Regions from separate parts of the Homo sapiens genome. Here regions 1 and 2 are each linked to region 3. Evidence: read pairs that join two places in POLR2A ChIA-PET (ENCODE). Cell type or tissue: GM12878. All regions are shown on one strand.

Region 1 (2,500 bases), 830 kb before region 3:
TTAGGATAAGGAAGGAACTATCTAGACAAGGTCAAGATATGTTTTTGCAGACCCAAATTCCCAAATTAAATTTAATTCCCAGCATAATAACTGTAATGTTAACGCTCATTGAAAATGAAAATTCCTTCCCTTTAAACTAGGAGTATTCAAGAGTGTAAATGGACCATAGTAGAATAATGTTCTCAGGCAAGGGCATGGATAGGGACAGGGATCTCCCCCGACAGGGGCAGACACCCTCACCCCTGCACACCTCCATCTTCCACTACCTGGAACCAAACCAAACCATATGAACCTCCTCAAACACCAAAGTGTAAACTTTGGCAAGCTACTCACTCCCAACTTCCATCTCTCTGGATTATGTGAGTTTGGGGTCACCAGCTGCTTTTAGGGGATGATAATCTTTGAGGATTACACACTTTTCATCAGACACCTGTTTAGCTCAGCAAATCCTGCTGAAAGGTCTGTATCAGTCGACGGCACTGGGTTTGCAAGCCTGGGAACAGACACGAGGCCAGGGATTTATGGCAGCTTTTGAGCACAGGAAATCTGATGACTCTAACCAAGTTATCTCATGCTTGGAGATGGCAATTCACTGGTTTGTACGCTCATCTGTTCCTGGTTTCTGGTGCAGAGCAGCACTGACCAACTGGATGAATGGCATGTTATCAGTTTAAATAATGACAAATGAACTTGACAGGCTATTTATATCTCCTCGTTTAAATTTTGTGGTGATTTTGCAATTAGTGCAGAAGGATGCTGAACCTTAGTTCTCACATCATTTTAAGAGAACAGCCGTGCTCTAAATGACCTGTGACCTGCCTGATATCTTACTGCTTTCCACTTATTAAAAGATACAGGTGCCTCCTTGGCAAAGACGGAAATTTTGAATTTTTCATATATTTTACTTTTAAGAGATTGGTGTTGAAACAAGTTTAAGACCTCTCTCCCATAAGTCCTATGGGCATGACATAATTATATAAGAACTTGAATAAATGCTGTTTATCAAGATCTCAGTGTGGAGACCTGTGGCATCAACATCACCTGAGAACTTGCTAGAACTTTAAATTCTCAGAACCTATCTCAGACCTGCTGAATCAGGATCTTTGGTGGGGAGAGGCAGAGCCCAGCATCTGTGCTTTCAGAAGTCCCCCAGGTGATTCTGATGTACCCGAGTTTGAAAACCACCACTAGAACCCTGCTCTGAAGCTGCTGGCTTTGATGAGGGTGTGGCCACTTAAGAGACAGTAGGACTGAAGAATCTCAAATAGGTAAGACCTCACTCAGCTCCTTGGATGCAAGATAATTGGAGAATGGACTCGCCAAAGCCCCACCAGACTGAAATTTGGCTAGAGGTCACTGAGTTGCCAAATCGCTTCGTGCAGATGTTCTACACCTCTGCTTCTCAACTTCCATTGTGCAGACAAACTAGTTCTGGTTAACAGCATGGACTCCGGTTCAGTAGGTCAGGGGTGGGGCTTGAGATTCTGCACCTCTAACAACTTCCTGTGCCATGGACCACACTTGAATAGCAATGGTTTATACTTTAAATCGGTAGTTTTCAAATGCTTTGGCCTCAGCACTCAGAGAGCTTTTGCTTTTAAGGGCTCTATCTATTAATTTTACTGAGAAATTTGACAAATATTTATTAATTCATCTAAAAGATAACGATAAACCCATTATGTAACATTTTTTTAAATTAAAAAAAATCCTATACTTTCTAAAATATAAATAAAATTTATAGTGAAAAGAGTGGCATTATTTTACATGTTTTACAAATCTCTTTAACTTCTGGCTTAAGAGAAGCCAGTTAGATTCTCTCTTTCTCTCTTTATTTTGTTCTTTCTTTTTCTTTTTCAAGAAGACAGGGTCTCCCTATGTTGCCCAGGCTGGTCTCAAACTCTCAGGCTCAAGCGATCCTCCCACCTCAGCCTCCCAAAGTGCTGGGATTACAGGCGTGAGCCACTGCACCCAGCTTGCTAGATTTTCATAGATTGCTTTGGTATTGAGTCTGCTGTGATATCACAGGTCATGACATTCTGGAAAACTCCTCTGTATACTCATGAGAAAATGAAAGTAAAAAGGAAAAAGAGTATCTTAGTACTACTTGGAAAATAATTATGACCTTGTAGACTCCCTGAACCATACTTTGAGACCATGTGCACTAAACAAAGATGAGTTTTTTAAAGCTGGGTAACAGGGCACCCGTATTTTAAAACAATATGTCATATATTGCATACAATACGACAGATCGTGAGAGGCTCTATGGGTGGGTGGAAAGCATGGGCTCTGGAGCCAGACTACCCAGAATGGAATCTGGGGTCCACCATGTACCAGCTGTGTGACCTCAGGGATTTTATTTAACCTCTCTGTGCTTCAGATCCCTCATCCATAAGATGTGAATAATAACTGTACCTAACTGTTACAGTTCTGGTAAGGATTGAGTTAATATGAAACATGCAGAACAGTGCTTGACGCATCACAGTAATCCTAATAAGTGTTA
Region 2 (2,500 bases), 310 kb after region 3:
TTAGGGGCTGCTTCCTGGGATGTTTTACTTGGGGCTGGTTACCATGAAGGAAATGTCACCAAAACAGTGGGCAAAGGCTGCAGGCACCGGGAGCCCTGCCGGGGGGCATGGAGAACAGACGGCTGACCCTTTTCTGGCCCTTGAGAGCAGCCAGAGTGCCCCCAGGCAGAGCCTTGCCTTCTTGGGGCTTGCTAGTGACCCCTTGGGGATTTTCTCTGTCAAAGCTGATTGAGGGCCTTTTCGCTATAGGGCATTTCTTGGAGCCTCTCGCTTCCCTTGCCTTGAGATCCAGAGGCCAAAGTGGGGCTCAGGTCTTTGTGTCACCAAGTTAAAACTGCTTGAGTGAGGGTTGAAGATAAGGGGAGGATGCTGGGTACATGCACAGAGCCTTGGGGGTTCACATGGGACCATTTCAGGCCCCGTCCCTCTGTATCACAGCCCCCAGCTAGTCACCAGGTGTACATGTGTGAGGGCATTAGAAACCATGGTCCTGCTCTTGTGTGTCGGATGGACTTTGCTTTTAATTGGAGACTCTTTGCATCTTTAGAGTGAGATTCAAAGAGGAAGGGATGTGGCATCACAGTGTCAGGGTGAGGTCGGTGGGATCGTGGCTTGGGATTCCCACTGGTCAGTGTCCCAGGCCCAGGGCTGTGCATAAGCAGCTGGGGAAGGTGGATTATGACATCAAATCCCTGCGATGTCCTTGTTTCTGCTCCTCAGAGTGCCAAGGGGACCAGACGGCGGCCTCTGCTGCTTGGGAAGAAGATGAAAGGCACTCAGGAGGGCAGCAAGTGAGGCCGCCTCCCATGGAGCCCTGAAATCAGTGGGGTTGCAGGAAGTTTCTCACATCCATGTTTAGGGTCATAGGCACAGACCTGCAAAATACCCTTTACAAAGTTAAGAATGTCTTTGAGATTGGAACTTGGGAGAGTCCTCAGTCAGAGTAGGAATGTGCATCCTTTCCCACGTACAGAGGATTGTATGTTTACGTGGCAGCAGGATCTTATTTGAAGCTAGTGCTGGCATTTGTGTTTTTTTTTTAGGAAAATGTCACTAAGTCAAGCAGGCCCATCCCTGAGAGGGCCATGGAGAATCTGTGGCCAGCCCTCCCTGGCCCCCTGACCTGGCAGAGGAAGGAAAGGGCATTGGAGTAGGCTTCTGTCTTCAGGCCAGAGGGGGAGGTGGTTCAGGGGCAGGCTTGGTGCACCCCTTGGCTGCAAGCTATCACCTCCCTATCTGCTTCCTCTTTTCTGCCTCCCCTGGTGCATCTGGTCACTTCTTGCTGCCCTTCCTGTGAAATCGTGGCACCTTGGACCAAGTCCTGAAGCACTTGGGCAGAAGGCGGGAGAGGTTGGGTTTCTAGGATCCTTGTTTCCCAGGGCCTGGCTCTGGCCTGGGCTCAGACCACTCTGGTCTAGGCAGGCTGCTGGGGAAAGGCTGGAGCTGCTTCTGCTTTCTGCTCCTGTTGCCACCTCTGCTAATGATGGGGAAAACCTGCAGAGGGCTGTGGTTGGAGCTGGGCTGAAGGCCGGCAGGGGTGGGTCTCTCCATGGCAGTAGCACACAGGCAGGCAGGAAGTGGCCCTGTGCAAAAGCGGGAAGTGGCAGTTGTCAAACAGGAAGGGGGGGGCTGGGCTGTGGGAGGGGCGGGGATGAGCCTGGTAGAAAGGTGCGTGGAGGAGGGTCCACCTTGGAAGGTCTGAGCCTCTCCCTAGTGGTTACTGGAAGGAGGGGTGTCTCAAGGGGAGACACCTTTGCAGCACCTTGAGATGCCGAGCCAGGGCCCTCCCACTGTGGACCAAGCCCATTCAGTGGCCTCGCCCTTTTTGGGGTTGGAGATGCTGCGTCCAGCTGGGATGCCCTTGCTTTTGGGAAAGATGCTCTAGAAACCACTACTCCATCCTGGAACCCCTCTGCTGCCACTGCTGCTGGGATGGACCCTCTGCTTTTTTGCAGCCGTGGGCCAGCCCTGGATGTGACTACAGGACAGGAAGTGTCAGGGGAAGAGACAGGAGACAACAGCTGGAGAGGCTGGGTGGTGGCCGGGCAGTATGTGGCAGCAGGAACGGGGAGAGCGGGGCAGGTAGAAACTGCTCTGTTCATTGAGGAGAGCTTGTGGATGGCAGGGTGCCACGGCTGCGAGGAAGAGGAGGGAAGCGGACAGTGGCACTTCCTGCGGCGTTCCCCTCTCTCTGAGGAGCCCCTGTTGCTGCCCATCACCTGCAGACTGTAGACACAGGTGGGCCCCGCCAAAACAGGGAGGGACACTCCACCTCCAGGACTGCAATGGAGGACCATGTGGGGAGCCCAGAAGCCAGGCAGGAGGGCTTAGTTGCTGTGTTGCAGACCCTGCATCTGCCTGGGCTGAGGGGACAGTGGGTCCCATTCACAGTGTCTCTGGTGATAGCTGTGGCCACAAGCCCAGCCCAGGAGACCCTGTCAAGCTTCTCACTGGGCCCTTGGAAAGGAGCTATATGCCAGACCTTATGCAAAACTCTTGA
Region 3 (2,500 bases):
TAAATTTTCCAATGTAGGCTTAACCCACAAAAGTGGGTTCCAGAATCATCATGTAGGGCACAGTGATGTCCAGAGTCCCAGAATAGTTTTAGACCAAACCTGACCTATCTGGGCAGACCAAAGAATAGGGCTCATTAGCTCTACAACAAATATTCCCCAACTCCATTTCCTAGTCTTCCCTGGCGCAAACCCAAGCTGTAAGCGATGCCCAAAACCAGACTAGACACTGATGTTAGGAAAACAAGGCAATATTCAGAGGGGAATTTTGAAATAGTGTTGCTCAGTGAAAAATACATAAATTAGGAGTCAGAAGGTCTAAATTCTATCTTAGGCTCTACCACTAGGTCTAAGTAGGACATTTCACTTTACTTTGGACACAAGATCCAGTATAGAAAAGGAAAAAAAGTAAAATGCTAAGATCCTCTTTGAATCCTGACATTCTGCATCTTCCTCTGTCTCCTGAACTTAACTCAGGCGCCAACTTAACTATTGGGCCAATTTAAAATGACAAAAGCATCAATTTATCAAATATGTTCTATCATTTCCCAAATGAAGACCAGTAGGAATCTGATATACATAACAAAGGATATAAGTTGTTCCCCAAGGATATCTGGTTTCAGAGGCTGTAAATTTAGACTCTTAATCAGTAATTAAGTAGAATAGAATACAAATGATGAAATACTAACTCCAGCCAAATTCAAAGATCTTAAGTTAAAAAAAAAGAAAAGTTTTCATTTAAAATTATTATTTAGGAATTCCTAAAGAGACCCCCCCCAAAAAAAAATCATTATTTAGGAATTCCTCAGAGTTGAATGCTATACTAGAAAGGGAACTGAACAAGGTATCTAGAGATCTCATATCTAGTTCAAGATATGTAACTGTGTGAACTTGAACATGTCACACTATCTCTGGGCTTTAATTCAACTGTAAAATGAGAAAATTAGATAGGTAAATTTGTTTCCTGTCTAAAAATTTAAGATTTAAACATTTTTTTCCTCAGATGACACCATTCTCTAGAGGGCTCAAAGTGCTTTTATTCTATTTTTAAAATGCTTTAAAATTTAAAAGCACTTTTACACTTATCCAACAACACTGGTAGGATGCATATTAGTATCTCTGCTACTGAGTTATTTCATTAAACAAATGTCCAGAATAGAAAAGAGAAATGGGGCTGGGGGCGGTGGCTCACGCCTGTAATCCCAGCACTTTGGGAGGCCGAAGTGGGGGGATCACGACGTCAGGAATTCAAGACTAGCATGGCCAGCCGGGCACGGTTGCTCACGCCTGTAATCCCAGTACTTTGGGAGGCTGAGGCGGGCAGATCATGAGGTCAGGAGATCGAGACCATCCTGGCTAACACGGTGAAACCCCGTCTCTACTAAAAATACAAAAAATTAGCTGGGCGTGGTGGCGGGCGCCTGTAGTCCCAGCTACTAGAGAGGCTGAGGCAGGAGAATGGCATGAACCCAGGAGGCGGAGCTTCAAGTGAGCCGGATCGCACCACTGCACTCCAGCCTGGGTGACAGAGCGAGACTCCGTCTCAAAAAAAAAAAAAAAAAAAAAGACTAGCCTGGCCAACATGATGAAACTCCGTCTCTACCAAAAATAGAAAAAAATTAGCTGGGCGTGAGGCAGGCGTCTGTAAACCCAGCTACTCGGGAGGCTGAGGCAGGAGAATGGCTTCAACCCAGGAGGTGGAGGTTGCAATGAGCCGAGATCGCGCCACTGCACTCCAGCCTGGGCGACAGAGCAAGACACTGTCTCAAAATAATAATTAATAATAACAATAATAATAATAATAATAATAATAAAAAGAAAAGAGAAATGGAAGCTCAGTAACTCAGAAAAGGCCCTCAGTGGGGCCCAAGATATTCTGACCATTGGTCCTCATTGATTTCCAATCCTGTATTCTTTCATAGCCATTGCTATGAAAAGAGTCACATACTACTATATTTAGCAACAATTAAGGGTGGTATAAAACAAGAACATTGGACACAAAGTCAGAGTTGGATATCTTGTAATCATTCAGCTTATCAGTAAAAGGGGGTCAATAATACCTACCTTTTAGGCTACTGTTAGACTGAGCACAAAATGGGAATGTTAACAGAAAGGGGTCCCGATCTAGACCCCAAGAGGGTTCTTAGACATCATGCAAGAAAGAATTCAAGGCAAGTCCATAAAGTGAAAGCAAGTTTATTAGAGAAATAAAGAAACAAAAGGATGACGATTCCAAAGACAGAGCACGGGTATGGGCTGCTCAACTAAGTATCTTGTTATTTCTTGATTGTATGCTAAACAAGGGGTGGATTAATCATGAGTTTTCCAGGAAAGGAAGAAATCAGTTCTGATATCTCAGAACTGAAGGTCTCTCACCTTTTTAGACTATATAGGGTAAGGTCTGAACGTTGCCATGGCATTTGTAAACTGTCAATGGCACTGGTGGGAGTGTATTTTAGCATGCTAATACATTATAATTAGTGTATAATAAGCAGTGAGGATG

What was found. ChIA-PET counts read pairs that join two places held together with the same protein. Peaks named below come from ENCODE experiments on the same cell type or tissue, not always from the same donor. Only the 100,000 strongest peaks of a DNase experiment are listed, where the experiment ranks them.
Region 1: POLR2A ChIA-PET joins it to region 3 with 14 read pairs; 3 of 35 experiments call an interaction of 5 or more read pairs at or near these places.
Region 2: POLR2A ChIA-PET joins it to region 3 with 10 read pairs; 4 of 35 experiments call an interaction of 5 or more read pairs at or near these places.

The regions. Positions count from the first base shown.
Region 1 is chr10:75,013,667-75,016,166 of GRCh38, reverse strand. The region is part of intron 13 of KAT6B (lysine acetyltransferase 6B); the gene reads right to left. Among named protein-coding and RNA genes, the nearest start is that of SNORD172, 6.8 kb to the left of the region's middle. In GM12878, no CTCF peak of the experiment used is centred here; no DNase peak of the experiment used is centred here; H3K4me3 peaks cover 511 bases; H3K27ac peaks cover 931 bases.
Region 2 is chr10:73,865,007-73,867,506 of GRCh38, reverse strand. The region is part of intron 2 of CAMK2G (calcium/calmodulin dependent protein kinase II gamma); the gene reads left to right. Among named protein-coding and RNA genes, the nearest start is that of CAMK2G, 8.3 kb to the left of the region's middle. In GM12878, no CTCF peak of the experiment used is centred here; a DNase peak (open chromatin) is centred at 1,488; H3K4me3 peaks cover 661 bases; H3K27ac peaks cover 1,795 bases.
Region 3 is chr10:74,179,520-74,182,019 of GRCh38, reverse strand. The region is part of intron 1 of ADK (adenosine kinase); the gene reads right to left. Among named protein-coding and RNA genes, the nearest start is that of ADK, 30 kb to the right of the region's middle. In GM12878, no CTCF peak of the experiment used is centred here; no DNase peak of the experiment used is centred here; H3K4me3 peaks cover 613 bases; H3K27ac peaks cover 685 bases.